Regions from separate parts of the Homo sapiens genome. Here region 2 is linked to region 1. The links are chromatin loops, found by intact Hi-C in ENCODE. Cell type or tissue: sigmoid colon. All regions are shown on one strand. Each heading gives the region's core, and the rest is flanking DNA. Links, peaks and the distances in the headings are about the cores only.

The links. Hi-C counts contacts between places; a loop is a spot of excess contacts. Peaks named below come from ENCODE experiments on the same cell type or tissue, not always from the same donor. Only the 100,000 strongest peaks of a DNase experiment are listed, where the experiment ranks them.
Region 2: a loop joins it to region 1, with 7 times the contacts of the local background. A loop is called at or near these places in 4 of 110 quality-filtered maps.

The regions. Positions count from the first base shown.
Region 1 is chr1:772,478-782,760 of GRCh38, forward strand. LINC01409 (long intergenic non-protein coding RNA 1409) reads left to right here and starts at 6,321. Exons shown (of 6, transcript NR_187359.1): 1 at 6,321-6,615; 2 at 9,460-9,659. It overlaps LOC100288069 (a long non-coding RNA gene), which reads right to left and starts at 6,157. Exons shown (of 20, transcript NR_168328.1): 1 at 5,807-6,157; 2 at 1,694-1,803; 3 at 499-630. RefSeq lists an enhancer at 5,874-6,443. In sigmoid colon, for the core only: no CTCF peak of the experiment used is centred there; DNase peaks (open chromatin) are centred at 5,474, 6,234 and 7,344; H3K4me3 peaks cover 1,730 bases; H3K27ac peaks cover 871 bases.
Region 2 is chr1:822,716-832,998 of GRCh38, forward strand. It overlaps LINC00115 (long intergenic non-protein coding RNA 115), which reads right to left and starts at 4,807. Exons shown (of 1, transcript NR_024321.1): 1 at 3,491-4,807. It overlaps LINC01128 (long intergenic non-protein coding RNA 1128), which reads left to right and starts at 4,876. Exons shown (of 4, transcript NR_047524.1): 1 at 4,876-5,060; 2 at 6,288-6,389. RefSeq lists an enhancer at 4,500-4,829 and a silencer at 4,870-5,099. In sigmoid colon, for the core only: no CTCF peak of the experiment used is centred there; a DNase peak (open chromatin) is centred at 4,846; H3K4me3 peaks cover 1,804 bases; H3K27ac peaks cover 1,174 bases.

The DNA.
Region 1 (10,283 bases), core at 1,271-9,270:
CCTTAGGGAGGTGTGAGCCCCTTGAAACGATGCAAGGTTTTTTGTTTTTGTTTTGGAGACGGAGTTTCGCTCTTGTCACACAGGCTGGCACCTTTGCCCAGAGCAGGCACCAAGACTTCTGGCTCTGGGTGTGACCTCAGTCTGGGTAAAAGCCCCAGCCCCCACCAGCACCACCTATCCCCTAGACTACTTCAGGTGCTGAGCCCAAGCCAGGGGCAGGAAGCTAAACTGATACCTAGGGTAATCCCAACAAAGTCCCTGGTTCCCCGCAGCTATGGGGCTGACGGGGAATTACAGCCCAAACCCCAGATGCTGGCTCTCAAACTAACACTGAGCCCTCAGTGCCCACAGGGAGATACAATCAGCGCACTTTCCAGATGGGGAAATGGGATCAGAGAAGTGCAACAGCCTTGCCCAATGCCCCAGACCAGGGCTCCAGGCCCAGAGTGTTCTTTTGTCACTGTGTTCAGAGGGCAGCAGCTGCTGTGATGTACCCACCTGAGCCTGGCAGCTTTCTCCAACTTTGGAAGCCCAGGAGCATGGCCCCTGTCCACAGATGCACCTGGCATGAGGCGTGCCCAGAGGGACAGAGGCAGATGAGTTGCGTCTCCTCCACTGGATTGTGAGGGCCTAGAAGGAGACAAGGGTCTGCTTGAGAAGGCAGTGAACAGCGAGCAGCCTGAGGCAGTGCCCCTCTGGATGGATGCGCAGTGCCTGGATGGAACCTGGCTCAGACAGAGCTCAGTTCTGCAGGTCCCTGAGGCATGGAGAGTTCACAGCTACCAAGTGTAGGAGTCTGGATTCAAAGCCAACGGCGTGACTCCAAAGTCCCTGCCCTAGCCCCTGGACCACCCTTGCAGGCCCATCAGATGCCCAGGCCAGCAGCACAGCCGGCCAAGACCAGGGAAACTTGGGGAGCCTCAGAGCACCCCCAGGTATTCCAACCTAACCCTGGTGCCCCGCCTCTCACCACCCTTCTTCCTGCTTTTACCTCAACCCCTACACAAAGCCTGGGCCACTTAATGTGGCATCAAACAGACGCCTCAATAAATCAGTCTAATCTCGAAAAAAAAAAGGCTTAACAGATATACAATTGCACGTTAGAATGCTAAAGACCATAAACATATAACAACTTAAAGTACATATAAATTCAATATATATCCAATCATTGTAACTATGACACAGTAGAATATTAAAATACTATTTTCAAAATGTATACAAGCTTAATGTTCTATGTATTCAAACTGTTTATTCAAAATACAAATCATCAACATAAATTGCCACTAATATTCAGTCCCTTCACAGGACATGATTCACTGGGAGTTAATAAATTAGCAGCCGGCAGGCAGTGACACACCGCAAAAATGAAAACCAAGAGGTGAAATAGTTCTGAAATAAAGGTTTTAAAGCTAACAGAAATCACTGAATTACTAAGTCATTAGCACTAATTTTGAGCCAACTAACTAATTAATATGAGATGATACAATGTCCTATACTTTGGTAAATACAGACTATGTTTAAACAATGTCTGTAACGTGACTTGTAAAATGCTCCTGGCTTTACAAAGATGTGATTAAGATGTAGTAACACATGCTAAACCATTTCCCCCTGCAGAGCATGTGGTAACTTTCATCAGTCACATTGAGAGTCCAGAAGATAAAGGAAAAGGTCATGGATTTCGCTGAGAACTTACCAGAGTTGAACTCCCTCATTTTCCGTTCCCCAGCATTGGCGGGTTCTGGGACTGGTGGCTGTGGTGGCTCGTTGGTCTTTGTCTCTTAGAAGGTGGGGAATAATCATCATCTTGAAAAAGAAAAAATGGTCATTACTGAAGGAACCATCTTAGGTTACAGCCACCTCTGGGTCAATTCCCAACATTCAAAAGCTGAGCAGGGCTTTAAAGCTATCTTATTAATAATTATTTCTGTATTGCGAACTTCAGCATACTTTTTTCTAGTTACATTTGAAATGTTATTCTTTTGGGATGTGCTCAAGTGAGTACTGCTTTTTCCTCTGCCTTGCTTCATTACTTTTTAGTTTCCTTCATTTGAATCATCATTGTAAGTCTCCCCTTCTCCTCAAATAACTTTCAAATTGCTGCCAAGAACTATGTTCTATCTTAAGGCTTTTGAGAAAAAACTTTCAATGAAGATAGCCGCCTAAAGTTATACAAATATAGAAGAAACGGGATAAAATAAAGCTTAGATTGGAAAAAATATTTAAGATTCTACAAAATTCACGCGTAAACAAGGGAAGCTGAGTAATTGTATGTTCAAATACTTGCAAAACATGTAGGCTTAAAGAAATAGAGCTGGCCAGGCATGGTGGTTCACGCCTATAATTCCAACAGTTTGGGAGGCCGAGGCAGGCAGATAACTTGAGGTCAGGAATTCAAGACCAGCCTGGCCAACAGAGTGAAACCCTCTCTCTACTAAAAATACAAAAATTAGGCCAGGAGTGATGGCTCATGCCTGTGATCCCAGCACTTTGAGAGGCCGAGGTGGGTAGATCACCTGAGGTCAGGAGTTTGAGACCAGCCTAACCAACATAGGGAAACCCCGTCTCTACTAAAACTACAACATTAGCCAGGTGTGGTGGCACATGCCTGTAATCCCAGCTACTCGGGAGGCTGAGGCAGGAGAATCCCTTGAACCCAAAAGGCAAAGATTGTGGTGAGCCGAGATTGTGCCATTGCACTCCAGCCTGGGCAAAAACAGCGAAACTCCGTCTCAAAAAAAAAAAAAAAGAAAAAATTAGCCAGGCGTGAAGTTGCGGTGAGCTGAGACTGCACCATTGCACTCCAGCCTGGGTAGCAGAGCAAGACCCTGTCTCAAAAAAAAAAAAAAAAGAGAGAGAGAGAGAAAGAAAGAAAGAGGGCTACATTATTTATGAAACAGGTACTGTTAACTCAGTCACCAGAAAGCCTGTGTATAAATGAGCAGTGAGATATTCAAGCACAGCACACACACACTTCTCAGGACAGCTGTCGTGAGTGTTCCATGCTCATTTCCTTCTGGATACATCAGCAACTCACTCTGCTATGATCCTGCAATACATCTCATGTTAGAATTAGAGACATCTGGGCCAGGCACAGTGGCTGACGCCTGTAATCCTAACACTTTGGGAAGCCGAGGCAGGCAGATCACCTAAGGTCAGGAGTTCGAGACCAGCCTGGCCAACATGGTGAAATGCTGTCTCTACCAAAAATACAAAAAATTAGCTGGGCATGGTGGCGCGCGCCTGTAATCCCAGCTACTCGGGAGCCTGAGGCAGGAGAATCGCTTGAACCCGGGAGGTGGAGGTTGCAGTGAGCCGAGATCTTGCCACTGCACTCCAGCATGGGGGACGGAGCAAGGCTCTGTCAAAAAAAAAAAAAAAAAAAACAGAAAAAGAAAAAGAAAAAAGAATTAGAGACATCTGGATCAAATCAGCTGCCAGTCTCGCAAAGTGTCGGGTAACATCCTATTAAGCTTGCTGCTTACACATCATCTATAAAATACTGAAAATATCATTTTAAGAAATCTTTTTTTTATTTTGAGACAGAGTTTTGCTCATTGCCCAGGCTGGAGTGCAATGGTGCGATCTCAGCTCACTGCAATCTCTGCCCCCTGGGTTCAAGCAATTCTCCTTCCTCAGCCTCCTGAGTAGCTGGGATTACAGGCATGCACCACCACGCCTGGCTAATTTTGTATTTTCAGTTGAGACAGGGTTTCTCCATATTGGTCAGGCTGGTCTCGAACTCCTGACCTCAGGTGATCCACTGACCTTGGCCTCCCAAAGTGCTGGGATTACAGGTGTGAGCCACCATGCCTAGCCAAGAAACCCTTATTTTAAAACAAGCCAGGCGCGGTGGCTCATGCCTATAATCCCAGCACTTTGGGAAGCCAAAGCGGGTGGATCACTTGACGTCAGTAGTTTGAGACCAGCCTGGGCAACATGTTGTAACCCCATCTCTACTAAAAATATATTTTAAAAATTAGCTGGGCATGGTGGTGGGCACCTGTAATCCCAGCTTCTCAGGAGGCTGAGGCAGGAGAACCACTTGAACCTGGGAGGTGGAGGTTGCAGTGAGCGGAGATCACGCCACTGCACTCTAGCCTGGGTGACAATAGAAAGACTCCATCTCAAAAACAAAACAAAACAAAACAAAACAAAAAACCACTAAAAAAAAGACTCCATTTCAAAAACAAAACTAAAACCAAAAACACAACACAAATGTAGTACACAAATGAAAATAATTACTGTGTTAAACACAGTTTCATAGAAAATAAAAGACCAATCAAATACAATAAGCTGCCTTTTTAGATGGGTATGTTATTCTTCTTTCACAGCTAAAGAAACAGGCTCAGAGAATGTTATTTGATTGGACCGTGTTGCATTTCTGGACAGTGCAGCTGAGATCAGACTTTGTGTGTAACTCCACTAGCCTACCAGGGTGCCTCTCATAAAGCTAAGAAATGTAAATTTGGCCTAATATACAAAGTTGCCAGGGCAGCACTGGGTCAATTCTACATACAGTACTTCTATGTTCATCAAGGGAAACCTTAAGGGAAAGTGAAAATGCTTCTAGAAGGCGACTGGACACCAGCGCCTTTGCTTGTTGCCTTTGGGCTCTTCTTCTAAGGCCAACAGTGACCTGAAATTATTGACTGGCTTTTCAATCAAGTGGACAAAATGGTACCAAGGTCGGCAACATCAGACAAATTTACTTGAGGGCCTTATCTATGCGCTTTGAAAGACAAAACTGCTTTTGTAAAGGACACTGTATTTCAGAAAAACATAATCATATTAACAAATAATAACACTGTAAAATGCTGATGTGTTGAATGCTACTTTAGAAAAACATGCTCAAATCTAGGGAAAAAATTTGATACAAAACTACGTATCAATTATCTAGCTAGCTATCTATCTAGAGACATGCTTTCATTCTATTGCTCAGGATGGGAAGCAGTGGGATTATCATAGCTCACTGCAGCCTTGAGCTCCTGGCCTCAAGTGATCCTCCTGCCTCAGTCTCCTAACTAGCTAGGGCCACAGGTGGACACAGTTATGCCTGGGTTTTTGTTTGTTTGTTTTGTAGAGACAGGGTGTCACTACATTGCCCAGGCTGGTGTCAAACTTTGGAGTCTCGCTGTGTCGCCCAGGCTGGGGTGCAGTGGTGTGATCTTGGCCCAGTGCAACCTCTGCCTCCCGGGTTCAAGTAATTCTCCTTTATCAGCCTCCCAGGTAGCTGGGACTACAGGCATGCGCCACCACGGCCAGCTAATTTTTGTATTTTTTGTAGAGACTGGGTTTCACCATGGCCAGGCTGGTCTCCAACTCCTGACCTCAGGTGATCCACCCGCCTCGGCCTCCCAAAGTGTTGGGATTACAGGTGTCAGCCACTGAGCCTGGCGGAGCACTTTATGTTATTAAGTAGCCTAACCCAGGTGGGTCGCTGTCCCTCACGCCTGTAATCCCGACAACTCTGATGGCCAAGGTGAGAAGATTGCTTCAACTCAGGAGTTCGAAACTGGCCCGGGCAACATAGCGAGGCACCCCCCGACCCCATCTCTAGAAAAAAATACAAAAATTAGGCCAGGTGTCCACCGCGCCCGGCTAATTTTTGTATCTTTTGTAGAGACGGGGTTTCGTCATGTTGCCCAGGCTGGTCTCGAACTCCTGAGCCCAAGCCATCCATCCTCCCGCCTCGGCCTCCCAAAGTGCTGGGATTACAGTAGGGCCCAGCCAGCCTCATGTTTTATTTAGCAGTCCCTCCCTGTTGCACACCTGGATAGTTTTTTAAATTTTTTTAGACAGGGTTTACCTCAATCTCGCAGGCTGGAATGCTGTGGTGGGATCATAGCTCACTGGAGCCTTGAACCTTTGGGTTCAAGTAGCTGGGGGGCTGAGGTAGGACTACAGAGATGGGGTTGCGCCATGTTGCTAGGCTGCTCTTGGCCTGAAGGGTCCTCCCGCCTCGGCCGCGCCAGACATAGTTTTCTATTTTTGACCAACATAAACACTGTGCTGGGTCTGAATTTTTCAGCTACCCTTCTTCAGCCGGCAACACACAGAACCTGGCGGGGAGGTCACTCTTACCAGTCCCCACTCTGATGAGAAAACTGCCCAGCTCCAGGCACCATGGCGCCCCAGTGATGTAGCCGAACACCCGCGCCTCTAACGTCGCCAACGGCCCACCTCTATGGTGTCGGCGAAGACCCGCCCTTGTGACGTCACGGAAGGCGCACCCTTGTGACGTCACAGGGGACTACCACTCACGCAGAGCCAATCAGAACTCGCGGTGGGGGCTGCTGGTTCTTCCAGGAGCGCGCATGAGCGGACGCTGCCTACTGGTGGCCGGGCGGGATGTAACCGGCTGCTGAGCTGGCAGTTCTGTGTCGCTAGGCTTCTGCCCGGCCGCCGCCGCACATAAGCCACGAGGAGGAGCTTTACGACTTCCCGGTCTTCGGCGCCGGGCGCAGCAAGGGCCAGACTCTGCGCTAGCAGGCGCTGCGCGCCAACCGGCCGGCACCTGTCGCAGAAGGTGCAACCGATCGCACTGTCGCGCAGAAGCTCCTCAATGGCCAGCGCCAGCTGCAGCCCCGGCCGCCCACTCGCCTCATCTGAGCCTGGGTACGTGCGCTCCACAACGCCTCCCCCAGCCAGGGCCCGGGGATCCCCGGGAGCGTCCCCGGCTACCTGGCGCCGCTCATCCTGGGTAGGGTCGGCCCCCTGAGGCTGCCCGGCATGAGGGAGTTGCACCCCTGAGCTTGACCTCTGACGGTCCTTTGTAATAGCATTAAGTCTTTGAAACTTGTAGCGGGGTAGAAGGGGCTAGGAAATGAAGAAAACATCTTTTTAAAAATATAAGCAGTCGGCTGGGCGAGGTGGCCCACACCTGTAATCCCAGCACTTTGGGAGGTCGAGGCGGGTGGATCACGAGGACAGGAGTTCAAGACCAGCCTGGCCAGCATGGTTTCACTGAAACCCCGTCTCTACTAAAAACACAAAAATTAGTCGGGCGTGGTGGCAGGTGCCTGTAATCCCAGCTACTCGGGAGGCTGAGGCAGAGAATTGTTTGAACCCGGGATGCGGAGGTTGCAGTGAGCGGAGATCGCGCCACTGCACTCCAGCCTGGGCAACAGACCAAGACTCCGTCTAAACAAACAAATATATGTGTGTATATATATGCGATCGAGCCCGGGAGGTTGAGATTACAGTGAGCTGAGATTATATAAGCGATCGAGCACTGGAGGTTGATGTTACAATGCGCTGAGATTGCGCCATTGCACTCCAGCCTGTGTAACAGAGGGAGACTCTGTCTCTAAAAAATTATATGCAAGTGAGAGCTTTTCTTCCAGCACTCATGCTCAGACTGAAGAAAGTAATTGGGCCAGGCCCGGTGGCTCACGCCTTTAATCCCAGCATTTTGGGAGGCGGAGGCGGAAGTGGGTGGATCACTTGAGCTCAGGAATTCCAGACTAGTTTGGGCAACATGGTGGAACCCTTTCTCTACAAAAATACAAAAAATTAGCTGGACATGGTGGCACGCGCTTGTAGTCTCCGCAACTTGCCGGGCTTAGGCGGGAGAATCGCTCAGCTGCAGCCTCGACCTCCAGGGGCAATCCATTTCAGCCTCCCAAAGTGCTGAGATTACAGGAATGAGCCATCGTGCCTGGCTTTACACTATATTTTAACACTTTTTTTGAAAATGGAAACTTTTACAGGCAATTCACTTCCTTCAAACTAATGATAAGGAAGTGATGCTGTTCTGTTCTGTTTTGTTTTTTGTTTTTGTGGGTTTTTTTTCTTTTTTGAGATGGGGTCTTGCCCAGGTTGGAGTGAGGTGGTGCAAACAAGGCTCACTGCAGCCTTGACCTTCGGGCTCAAGGAATCCTTCCCCGTCAGCCTCCCCGGTAGCTAGGACTACAGGTGCATGCTACCACGCTTGGCTAATTCTTTTTTTGAAATGGAGTCTCACTCTGTCTCCCAGGCTGGAGTGCAGTGGTGCAATCTCGGCTCACTGCAGGCTGGTCTCAACCTCTGACTTCGGATGGTCCACCCACTTCTGCATCCCAAAGTGCTGGGATTACAAGTGTGACCCACCGCGCCTGGCGATTTTGCTCATTTTAGATACTAGAACTTTTTAATTTAAAATTTTTTTTTCCTGAGATGGAGTCTTACTTTGTCTCCAGGCTGGAGTGTAGTCGCGTAATCTCGGCTCACTGCAACCTCCACCTCCTGAGTTCAAGCGATTCTCCTGCCTCAGCCTGCCAGAGTTGCTGGGACTACAGGTGTGCACCACCACACCCAGGAGTTCAAGGCTGCAGTGAGCCATGATCGTACCACTGCACTCCAGCCTGGGCAACACAGCGAGACCCTGACTCCACAAATAAATAAATCAACGTCATATGATCTGTACCAGGGTATAGGCAGGTGCTATGATCCCCACTTTTCATCCTCAACTCTAAGTTGAGTCATACATCAACCTCTAGTAAAAAGTGGCATGCTCTCAGTCAAAGGGGTAAGCCCAAACCACGTGGAGAGAATCTTATCTCTTTTGAGAGCTAATATAAAAAGAATTCCTCCTAGGCATAAAAATATTATGACACCAGTTACTTAGGCTAAACATGCCTATTATGCTAAGTGAGTTATTAACAATAAATACTTTAACTCTGTGCCATGTTAATTATCATAATCTGATTTATAATTTGTTTTAACCTTAGGTTATATATACCTTGAAGCCATTTATATTTTGGTATACTTGTAATAATTACTATACACTGGACTATGTATATTGGACTAAACACGGAGAGTCAAAAAAGAGTATGTGGTCAGAGTAGAAATCATGCCCTAGCTTCCTTCGTGTCTACCTCCTACCTTGAGTAGAAGTGGTAGAAAAAGTAATTACCTAAGATTTTTTGGATTCTGGTTTGTGGAGAAGCACCCTTATATTTAGGCTGATGGGCGGCAAAATTAGAAAGTATTTTTTGTGATTTAGAATTTTATACAGAGATGTTCATTGTGATTAATTATTCTTTGTATTAGCAGATTTTTGCTTTTTATAGCTGCATGATTTCTTGTTTATTATTCATTCATTATTGTCTATTAATAAAGAAAAACTTTATTTCACTGAAGCAGTGATATATAATCCAACTTGGATTTTTAAATAATGACTGACTTTTTTTCTTTGGGAATACATTACTGTTAAAAATGTAATTATTAGATACATTACTTTTAATGAATATAAGTGGTATAATTAGAAGGCTGAAAAGAATCCTTGGAAACGTGAGTTTAATTTGATAGCTAAGAAACTGAGGACAAGATACTTATTCTTTGTAGCATATTTTCTAATGTCATTTCATTGTCTCACCAAGAAATACTTGCATAAAGCAAGTTCAATTACAGTATCTGTTGAATATTTAAGGTTGAGTAAAGTGGGTGAGTTTAACAGATATTTTCCCTTATTTCTTTTAGGCAAATCTGGATTGGGAAAGTTGACATTAATCAACTCATTATTCCTCACAGATTTGTATTCTCCAGAGTATCCAGGTCCTTCTCAGAGAATTAAAAAGCCTGTACAGGTCTAGATATTGGTATTTTTAATTGATGATAAGCTGGAATAATATTAATACACACAAAGCACGTGTTGTAACTTTCATTATGCTTCCTTAGAGGTAAGATGCAAATTTGCCCTTAGCCAGTGTAAGATGGTAAATATGACTTCATAAAATCAAAAAAACAGAAGAAGTACAGTTAATCGAAAGATTATCTTGACTAGAACTTTCCAAATTTGTCCTAAGGATTCTCCTAGAGATGACACTGTGACATAGTAACCAATTCCCCTGGAGTTGTGCTATGTAGTATGATAGTCATTTGCCACATGTTTAAATCAATTAAAATTAATTAAATTAAAATGCAATTTCTCATTTGCTCCAGATACATTTCAAGTGCTCAACAGCCACATGTGGCAAGTGGCTGCCATTTTGTGCAGCACATATATGAAGATTTTCATCATTGTAGAAAATTGCATTGGACAGTGTAGAGAAAACATGATTCATAGAAAAACTATTGTTATTTAAATACAGTGTTCTATATTAGTCAGTGGGATAATACCATATCATAGTTGAATGGCAATAGCAATTCTGTAAGACTCCCAAGCTATATGTGATCTAATTTACTGCTTCTCAGTCTTTGCTATGCATTCCAATCCTGGGTATCCTGTTAAATTTATTTCTTCTAGTAGTTCTGAGATGGGCTGCCTTTCTACATTTCTAACAAGATCCCAGGTGATGCTGATG
Region 2 (10,283 bases), core at 660-8,659, 50 kb after region 1:
GCAGATCCACCCTGTCTATACTAACTGCCTGGCCAGCAGATCCACGCTATCTACACTACCTGCCTGGCGAGCAGATCCACCCTGTCTACACTACCTGCTTGCCCAGCAGGTCCACCCTATCTACACTACCTGCCTGCCCAGCAGATCCGCCCTGTCTGTACTACCTGCCTGGCCAGCAGATCCACCCTGTCTACACTACCTGCCTGCCCAGCAGATCCACCCTGTCCATACTACCTGCCTGGCCAGTAGATTCACGCTATCTACTCTACCTGTATGGCCAGCAGATCCACTCTGTCTATACTACCTGCCTGTCAAGCAGGTCCACCCTGTCTACACTACCTACCTGGCCAGTAGATCCACACTATCTACACTACCTGCCTGTCCAGCAGATCCACCCTGTCTATACTACCTAACTGTCGAGCAGATGCACCCTGTCTATACTACCTGCCTATCCTGCAGGTCCACCTTGTCTACACTACCTGCCTGCCCAGCAGATCCACCCTGTCTACACTACCTGCCTGTCCAGCAGACCCGCCCTTTCTATACTACCTGCCTGGCCAGCACATCCGCCCTGTCTATACTACCGGCCTGTCCAGCAGATCCACTCTGTCTATACTACCTGCCTGTCCAGCAGATCCATCCTGTCTACACTACCTGCCTACCCAACAGATCCACCCTGTCTACACTACCTGCCTGGCCAGTAGATCCATGCTATCTACACTACCTGCCTGGCCGGCAGATCCACTCTGTCTACACTGCCTGCTTGTCCAGCAGGTCCACCCTGTCTACACTACCTGCCTGCCCAGCAGATCCACCCTGTCTACACTACCTGCCTGGCCAGTAGATCCACGCTATCTATACTACCTGGCTGGCCAGCAGATCCACCCTGTCTATACTACCTGCCTGTCCAGCAGATCCACCCTGTCTCTAATACCTGCCTGTCCAGCAACATTAGTCCTTAAAAAAAGCAAACACACAAAATCAGTGTCTATTTACAACAGCCAAATATTATGACTACGATTTGAAATAAATTTGTAGACCCATGTAAATAAATTTTAAAACTCAATGAGGATATAAAAATGACATGAATAAAGCCTGAAAATCATATTATTAGAATGGAGGACATAGTGACATAAAACCTCAGTGACTGTAGACTCAGGGCAACCTAGACTTAAAAGTCCCATGTGGTCTTTTACATGTAAAAAATGAGAATTAGTCTAAAAGTCAATTTTGTCTAAATTTTGATTTTTGGTGAGTATACAGTCAAAATAGTTGTGAAAAGAAAAAAATAAAGTTGTCAAATTTCATGTAACCTATGTTATTTGGAAATTTAAAATAAGTTATATAAATATTTATAACAATGTTAAACAATTTCATAAGTGGACTGAATAAAACATAATATTTTATCATATACAATAGCTCCTGCCTTCCTGAGGAAAACATAAAATCAAAGGGCGTGAAGGAAGGATTTTGGTTTCACTGCAGAAACATAATAAGACACCGAAGTGTGTGTTTGTGTGTGCGTACATATATTTAAACTACAGAATATAAAATAGCATCTAATATACATCAAAAATGAGTTTCATAGAAAAATTCATTTTACATATATGTCTATAAAATAATAAAATTTATTCAGCCTCACAATTACTTTGTGAACTGGAAATAACAATGAGTTGTCATTTTATCCAAATCTAAAAAAAAACATACATACAGTATCAAGTTCTGGTTAAAGTAGTAGATGTACTTTACGTGGTACATAAGAGTATCTATACAGTTTGTGGGCTGCATCTTGCTAGAATATATTACATTATAAAATGCACCATTTATTTACTCTGCGATCAAACCCCCAACTTGCCCCAAGTGGAGGAACCCTCAGACATTTGCAGAGGAGTCAGTGTGCTAGTAAGCAGCATTCTTTACAAATCTATGAACATCAAGGTCTCCTTGGAACAGATGCTCTGTGAACAATTTATAAAACTCCCTCCTGTTAGACACTTAGGTTGATTCCATTTTTAAATCAATTACTGAATAAAACACACTCCATCGTGTGGATGAAATGCTACCTTAATTTGTCAAAGCTATCATTTTCTAAACTTTTCTTTTTAATTCAAATCATTAATAATTTGTGACCAGATCAATACTGATTCATTGTTTTAAGCTTCAAATGCATTATACAGTTGGGCAGAACACATTTCCTCTCATCAATCTTCTTTTCCAGGATTTGTCAGGTATTCCTGACATTAATTCACTACTAATATGCACAGTTTCTCTAATCATGGTCAACAAAGATCTGACAGTGCATTGTCCCTAAACGATCCATACTTGCCTCACTGACACCATGTGGCCCACTTCCCATCTATAATCTATGTCTGGGTGTGAAGCCCTTCCCATATGATCCCCCGAATGGAACTTCACAAGTTCGAATTCACTGGGTCACAGTGTGATAGTGTGAAGATGGGAGGACGTTAAGGGAAGGCTATGGGTGAGTTGGGAAATGTGTTAGGCAGGGTCAGAGATTACCACATCCTAAAAACAACACTTAAGGAGGGAGATGACAAAACAATCAATGAATAACATGACTTTTTCCAGTGAAAGTGCCATATCTAATCCTTTTCCATTTTTGTTCTCTGAGCTTCTTTCTTAGGGAAGATCCTTCTTGAGAAGCCCCTGCTGAGTATTAGGAAAATGCATTTCAGGACCTCTCATCAACACATCCTCTTTCTTTACCACAACCACATATATGGGGGCATAACTCAACATGTGTAAAAGACAATCTTCTGCTTTTCACTGAACCTCCAGGAATTCAGGACAATAAACGTCTACATGGAGACCAACAGGTGAGTTTTTCTGCCCCTTCTTTCATAACACCGTTCTTCCCTAGTGAAGTCCACACACATCCTTACATGGCAGCTGTGGGTATATCAACTGGTCTGACCCCTTTTAGTCACAGAGCCTGAAGTCTCTGCTAGTACCTGCTGAGCACAGGGTCATGGGTGAGAATGGGCAAGTCTTTTTCTTTCTCTGGTTCCTGAACTTCCCAGGCTCTCTCACTTCTGGATCCTGAATACCCAAAAACCAAGCTTCCTTCCCAGAACCAACACCTCCTCCTCATTAGAAAGATACCTTTGTTCTGTGCTTACTTTATAAAGTCTTGCTCTTTCCCTATCCACTGCCTTGTGTCAGTATGTGTGTGTCTTGGGGCCGGTGGAAAGGTGAACAGAAGCCAGTAGAGAGTAACCAGCACCAGCTTCACAGGAATGGCATGACCTTGATACGATAGCGGCAGTTTTCCCTTAACATCCCTGCCCCCTAAAGACTTCAGATCATATGTCACACTCTTAAGTAACAGCGATTTGTCTTTCACGGTTTTAATCATATTGATTAAAAGCATTTGTCTTCTCCAGAACATCACATTAAGTCATCAAAAAATATAAACCTTAAAAAGATGTAATTATTGGAACTGAAAAACATAAAAGGTGAGCTTTGGAAATATCTTTGAGCAATTTATTCGTTATGAACACATGTAATCTGTTGGAACAAAGTTCTAGGACAATCCAGGTCATCCTTCAATATTTGCAGAAAACATCACAAAGAAAACTTGATACTTATACTTAGTTGGAAACTTTATGCCACAGCCATTAAATACAGAGATCATACAAAGGAATAGAGGAAGCTGTTGAATACTAAACTAACTCAAATCATCAATATCCTTACGGAGTGCACACTGAATTAATGTAAAAAGCATTTAGTAAACAAAAAGTATTTTCAATATACAATTAAGACTGAAAAGTATTGAGGCCTCATAAGCTGAACCTGACACAATAAATTTAAAAGGGAAACTAATTTGGAAATCAGAAAACCACTAAGGAATTTGGGAATTAGGCTTCTGCTGCCCTCTCTGCTACTGACGGTCAAGGCCTCCTCATTGTATTCTGTCCTCCATATCTCTGCTGATTCCCATTTTGTCTATTTCCATTTACCCCACTACTGCTTGCTCAGGTCACTCTCCTTCACTGTCGGTGTTTGTTCAAATTCCTCAGACCCATCCACTTCCCATCTAAACTTCCCTCCCCTTTTCTCGCTCGTTGGCTCTACCTCCCTCCTCTCTGTTTTCTCCTCACTCTCCTGCCCCACCTCGACATCCACAGCGAGGCAATGAAGAAGCCCCTGCCAAGGAGGAGCCCGCTTCTCAGTGGGACACCGGGAAGGTAGACACCCAACAGTCACCGCTAGTGGGAGGCGATTGTGCAGAAGCACGAGGGTTGTTACAGGATCGGGCAGGTCCCCTACCCCAGTCTCGGACTCAGGGTCCTGTCTGAGGCGGCCACCCCGAAGCGTGGGGTTTGCGGAGACGTAGGGCCTGGCGGAGGGAAGGACGGGGAAGCATCTCAGGGAGGACTGGCGTCTGCCGAATCCCAGGGCTGCCCTGAGGGGCCAAGAGGGGCGAGGGTGGGGACGATGGAAGACAAGCCACATGCCGAATGGGGACCTGAGGCCGCGCGCGATAGGATGGGCGGACGGTGAAGAGAACTAGGGTGGAAGGGCCGGACAGGGGCGACCTCAGTGACGGAACCGGACACAGACGCAGATCTGGCAGCTGAGCGACAGGCTTCGGAGCATTTCCGGGCGTCGCGGGACTCCCCGCCGACAGGAGGGCGGTTGCCGAGCCTGTGACATCCGCGGAGACCAGCAGACCCCGGGTGTGGAGGACGCCGCAGGGAGGGGACTGCGTGGCTGGGTTTGGCCACAAAAAGCGGAGGGCACTCACCCGAGCGGACCTTGGCTCCGGATAATCCGTTTCCGGGTCAACAAAAAACGTCGCGCGAGGGGCGGGGCGCGTACGTGCAGGGAGGGGAGGCAGAGAAAAAGGCGGGGCCGGGCCGGGCCGGGGCGGGGTCTCGGGCAGGGGCGGGGAGCTTACCGACCTCCCGCCCCCGCTGCGCGCGTTTCTGGCCCTGCCAGTGTCTCCGCCGGTTGAAAGCGCGTGTCTGCGTCGGGTTCTGTTGGAGTGCGTTCGGTGCGCCGTGGGTCCGCGCTGCTTCCACCCAACTTCCTGTTAGGTAAGAGGCGCGTGAGGCTCCTGTGCCGGGGGCGGTGCTGCTCCCGAGTCGGCGCGCGGCGGGGACGCGAGTCCGTAGGTGCTGGCGGGAGCGAGAGTCGGGTGGGGACCCTCGCGAGCCCGCACTCCGCCTCTGGGTAGCAGCCTCTTCGGCCCCACACGGCGTGACGCGCGCTCGGGCTCCGCGTTCGCGTCGAGGCAGAGGCGTAGTAGGGGTCGGGCCCAGGGCTGGAGGGGCCGGGACCGGGCGGGGTGCCGCCCTGGACACCGCGCCGGCAGCTGTTCCGCGCGGGTTCATGTCATTCCTATTTTCAACCTGTCCTGCTCCGCACCTGAGATGATTTATAAATTCGGTACCTTTGGGACAGGCGTGGATGACATCCCATAATTTACTTCGTTATTAATTTCTAAATGTAATACATACCACTCTCTAAAAGTATTTTTTAATTTGAAATATATTTGTATATATGTACATATATATTTATTTATTTCTGAATTTTGTCTCCAGTACATATAATGAGGCTTGTAAAGTGGATAGTGTTCAGGACATAGGTGGATTTTGCTTTTAAGTAGTAAAGACTTAATTGGTGACTTACTGGGGCTATTTGATAAGGATTTTTTTTTTTAAATGAACATTAAAAACAGTGAAATTGTATTTCCGGATTTCATTAGCTTCATTTATATCTTAATTGGTGAAAACTGTAAGTTAATAACTCATTTTTATTTCCTTTGGAGATTCTTAAGTTTGTGCTACCAATGATTATTTCCAAAAAAAGGCACACTTCTGGTTTTCCCAGAACTAATGCTAGCTTCTCAATCTTTTGAGTTTACTTGATATTAATGTTTGACCTCAAATCATGTCACATTTTTGAAGAAAACTTTCTCTTAGCCAGTGGAACATAAACCACCCTGGAGTTCATATAGAGGAGGGGTTCAAATGCCTCTGATAGTGTCGTGTTAAAACTCATGGCCAAACCCAAGGTCACATAGCTTTCTTTCCATGTTTTCCTCTAGAATTTGTATAGTTTTGTCATTATAAAATGGGTCTTGTCCTAGACCCCAAGAACAGGTTTTTGGATTTCACATGGGAAAGACCTTTTGGCAAGTCACAGAGTATAGTGAAGTTAAGATAGTTTATTAGCAACTACTCAGCTACATAGCAGGGCGTCCTCAGAAAGCAAGAGGAGGAATGCACCTGTTGTAAACATATAATTTTTTTTTGAAACAGTTTCTCTCCTGTCACAATGGCATGATCTCGGCTCACTGCGACCTCTGCTTCCTGGGTTCAAGGATTCTCCTGCCTCAGCCTCCCAAGTAGCTGGGATTACAGGTGCGTGCCAATATACCCGGCTAATTTTTTGTATTTTTGGTAGAGACTGGGCTTCACCATGTTGGTCAGGCTGGTCTGGAACTCCTGGCCTCAAGTGATCTGCCTGCCTCGGCTTCCCAAAGTGCTGGGATAACAGGCATGAGCCACCCGGCGCCCGGGCTTAATGTTTGTTTATATAGGTTATTAAGAATCAGTTTGTGACAGGCTATTAGTATTGTTACTTCTCTTTGTTACTGTCGATTTTAACATCAATTTATGTGTGTACTATTACCTTTAAAGTAAAACTTATTTTTAAACTAAGAATGCTGAGTGGTGTGCTGTGTGGGTGTACTGTGCTGGTGTTCTATGCAGGTGTATTATGCATGTGTGCTGTGAAAGTGTATTGTGGGGGTATATTATGTAGGTGTGCCATGCAGGTGTATTGTACAGGTGTGCTGTATAGGGGTGGTATGCAGGTATATTGTGCAGGTGTGCTGTGTAGGTGTATTATATGGGCATGCAGTACAGGTGTGCAGCATCTGAGCTCCGTCTTCACCTTAATCCCGAACACTCTTTTCACCTCTCACCTGCACTGCAGTGCTGTTTCCTGGATCACACTTTTTTGTTTGTTTGTTTAATTCCTCCAGGAGAATGAGTGTATAGGAAATAAGGATTTCTCTTCACATTTTACTTGACTAACAGTTTCTCTGGTTATAGAATATATTTTGGATTTAAAGCTCTCTCTGAATTTTGAAAACACTGTTTCATTTTCCGCTTGCCTCCTATGTTGTTCTAGAGAAGCTCAATCGCAATCTCGTCCCCCATCCTCAAGCGATACACTTCTTTTTTCTTTATTATCTTGAAGCATTCAGGGTCTTTTCTTCATTTTTGGCTTTCTGAAATTGCAGGACAATATGATGTAGGTTCGTTTTTATCTCTGTGCTAGCTCTTTTCATTTGGAAACCTGTGTTGCGTTCTGAATGCTGTGGTCTGAAAGTGTACCTTCAAATTCATATGTTCACACTTAATGGCCAAGGTGATAGTATTGAGAGGTGGGGCCTGAAGGACGTGGCTAAGTCACAAGGGCAGAGCCTTCACAGTGGGATCAGTGCCCTTAAGGAAGGGCTGAGGGCCTGGGTTTGCCTTTTTACCTTTTCACCTCCTGCCGCGTGAGGGCCCAGCCACAAGGTACCATCTGGGAAGCAGAGTCCCAACCCTTGCCAGACACTGAGCCCACTGGTGCTTTATCTTGGACTCCCAGCCTCCAGAACTGTGAGAGATAAATTTCTGTTTTTTATAAAGTACTCAGTCTCCTGTATTTTGTTGGAGCAGTACAAATGGAGTAAAACACTAAGACATTTTCTGGAATTCTTTGATTGATAATTTTTTCTTCTCAGTCTTTTATCTTGTCTCTTCCTTGAACACATTATTTCTGGTGTTGAACATTCCAGACCACTTCTCCAATTTTCTTATACTTTTTTCTCCTATTTTTCACCTTTTAGATCTCTTTTTGTTGTTGATTTACTTTCTGTGAGGTTTACCAACTTTATCTAGTACAAGTTTTATGGAATTTAAAAATTGTTTCAGAGTTTAAGTTCCCAGATCCTCTTTTTTTAACTGTTCATTTTTCATGACTTCCAGTTCTTTAGTGGTGACGTATCTTTTCTCTCTGAAGACAGTATTTACAGTTACTGGAATTCCTTCCTGCTCTCCACCTGTCTTTGGTCTGTTTTCCTTTTCCCGTTTTGATCTCTGTCCTTCATGGTGCATCCTCCTGTTGACTCCTGACCATCTGTTCACATGGGGCTGCTGTGGGGTGACCGGGCCACGCAGTCTCCCTTGGCAGCTCTCAGCTGTCTGTATCCGTCAGCATTTTCTCTTGGTCTGGTCAGGTTTTCCCAGAGGGGACAGTCCGTTCTCCAGCCTGGGACAGAGGTCAGGGACACATGTGCTCCCTCCCTGGGTTGGCTCTTTATATGGTGAGTGGCAACTGGTTTTGGACCTCTCTCTTGCAGGCTGGGTCTGTGGGATGTAATTAGAAAGCAACTTTATTTCTATTCACTTACATTTATTCATTGGAGGAGGAGTTTCTCTTTCCTAGGGTACACGTGGACATGCCTATGACTTTTCTGCTTTGTCTTATGTTTAAAAATGTCCTTCAGTCATTGCAGGTCACAAGCAGGCTATCAGCTCAGTAATTAAAATAATTCGGTTCTTCATAGTGAATGTAATTCTAAATTAGATTTTAAGTTGTAACTCCCTGCTTCAGCAATGGTGATGGGGCCTAGAAACCAGAGCACCTGAGCTCCATCCTACAGGGGGCCATACCGGGATCTTTCCATTTTCAGAGGCTTCTCTCTGACAGTGAAGTGTGATGACAGACTTGGGGGCAGGGCAATGGCTAGCTTCTGAAAGCCGCTGGCACTTTAGTGATAAATTTAAATTAAGTGACGGGTAGTGAGGTGTTTGTCAAGGAAAGTGCCGTCCAAATGCTAAATACTGATTATTTCTGCAGCAGTGACTGCAATACCTCACTCAATCTCTGTCTTTCTTGAAGAAGTCATAAATAAACACGATGAATCTATGTAGAAGCGGTAAGTCAGAAAAATCTGTGTGTTTCATTACATAAACAACGGTTTATCATTAATTGACAGGCTTGGATTGGGAGTTGTTAATGAAACTGATGAGATGTTGGACAGATGAGCTCCCTCTTATTTCGAAGAGCTTATCTAGGGCTGAGTCATGGGACCTGATAGCGTCTTGTGGTGCTGTCTTCTTGTAGATATATCCGTGTTTTAGAGGATTTAGTTTTTTAAAATTTCTCTTAGAATGTGAATTTTACAAAAAAGCACTTCCCAAATGGATGATTATTTGAAAAATGAATTGTCAGACAAAACTGACACATCAGTTATGGAGAAAACCCTTCAAGAACTGGCTTTAAATGTGTTTTAGTGGGAGCCACAGTGTGGAGAGAAACAGAAGAGGGAGGAGAGGGCGCCCCTTGTTTCTTCTCTCCACAGCCAGGCCTTCGCCACCTTTCTCAGTGTCTTCAAGAATAAAATGCCTCCGTTGTTGGTTTTAGCTGCTTTTCTCCCTCGGGGTAGGTAAAGTGGTTCCAAAACGACAAGCATCCTGTAAAGTCGGAAGAGCTGTGTCAACATTAAGCTGCGTGACTTTGGCTATGAGGGAAAAAAGGCTGGTGAGTGCAGAGAAGACAGAGCTGTGGCAGGGCTCCTCCCGCCAAGTCGCCATGGAGAGGGGCTGTGAGGTGTCCTTAAACGGCCTGGTCTCCAGGGTGACTCAGGAAGGGCTGAGAGTGGTCAGCTCCCTCACCTGCTAAACCCGCAGCGCCCCGCTCAGCACACACCCTCCACTCTCCAACCTTGCCCAAGTGCTGGTCCGTCACGGCACCAGGACAGGGCATGGAGACTTGGGCTGATTCTTTTCTCTCCCTTCCTCCCTCTTTTTTTTCTTCTCTCACTCCTCCTTTTCCTTTCCTGCTGTTTCCTGCTCTCCTGTTTCTGTCCTGCAGTGTCTGGAGCTCCAGAGAGGCTGGCCCTGGGGTGGGGTCCACATGGACATGGGCGTAAGCAGGTTTGATGGTCATGGGCATAGGCAGGTTCGATGGCCAGAGTTCTTTCAGCTCACAGTAAGTTTTGTTTTGTTTTGTTTTGTTTTGTTTTGTTTTGTTTTGTTTTAGATGGAGTCTTGCTTTGTCGCCCAGGCTGTAGTGCAGTGGCGTGATCTTGGCTCACTGCAGCCTCCACCTTAGAGCAATCCTCTTGCCTCATCCTCCCGGGTAGTTGGGACTACATGTGCATGCCACATGCCTGGCTAATTTTTGTATTTTTAGTAGAGACACGGTTTCACCATGTTGGCCAGGCTGGTGTCCAACTCCTGACCTCAGGTGATCCA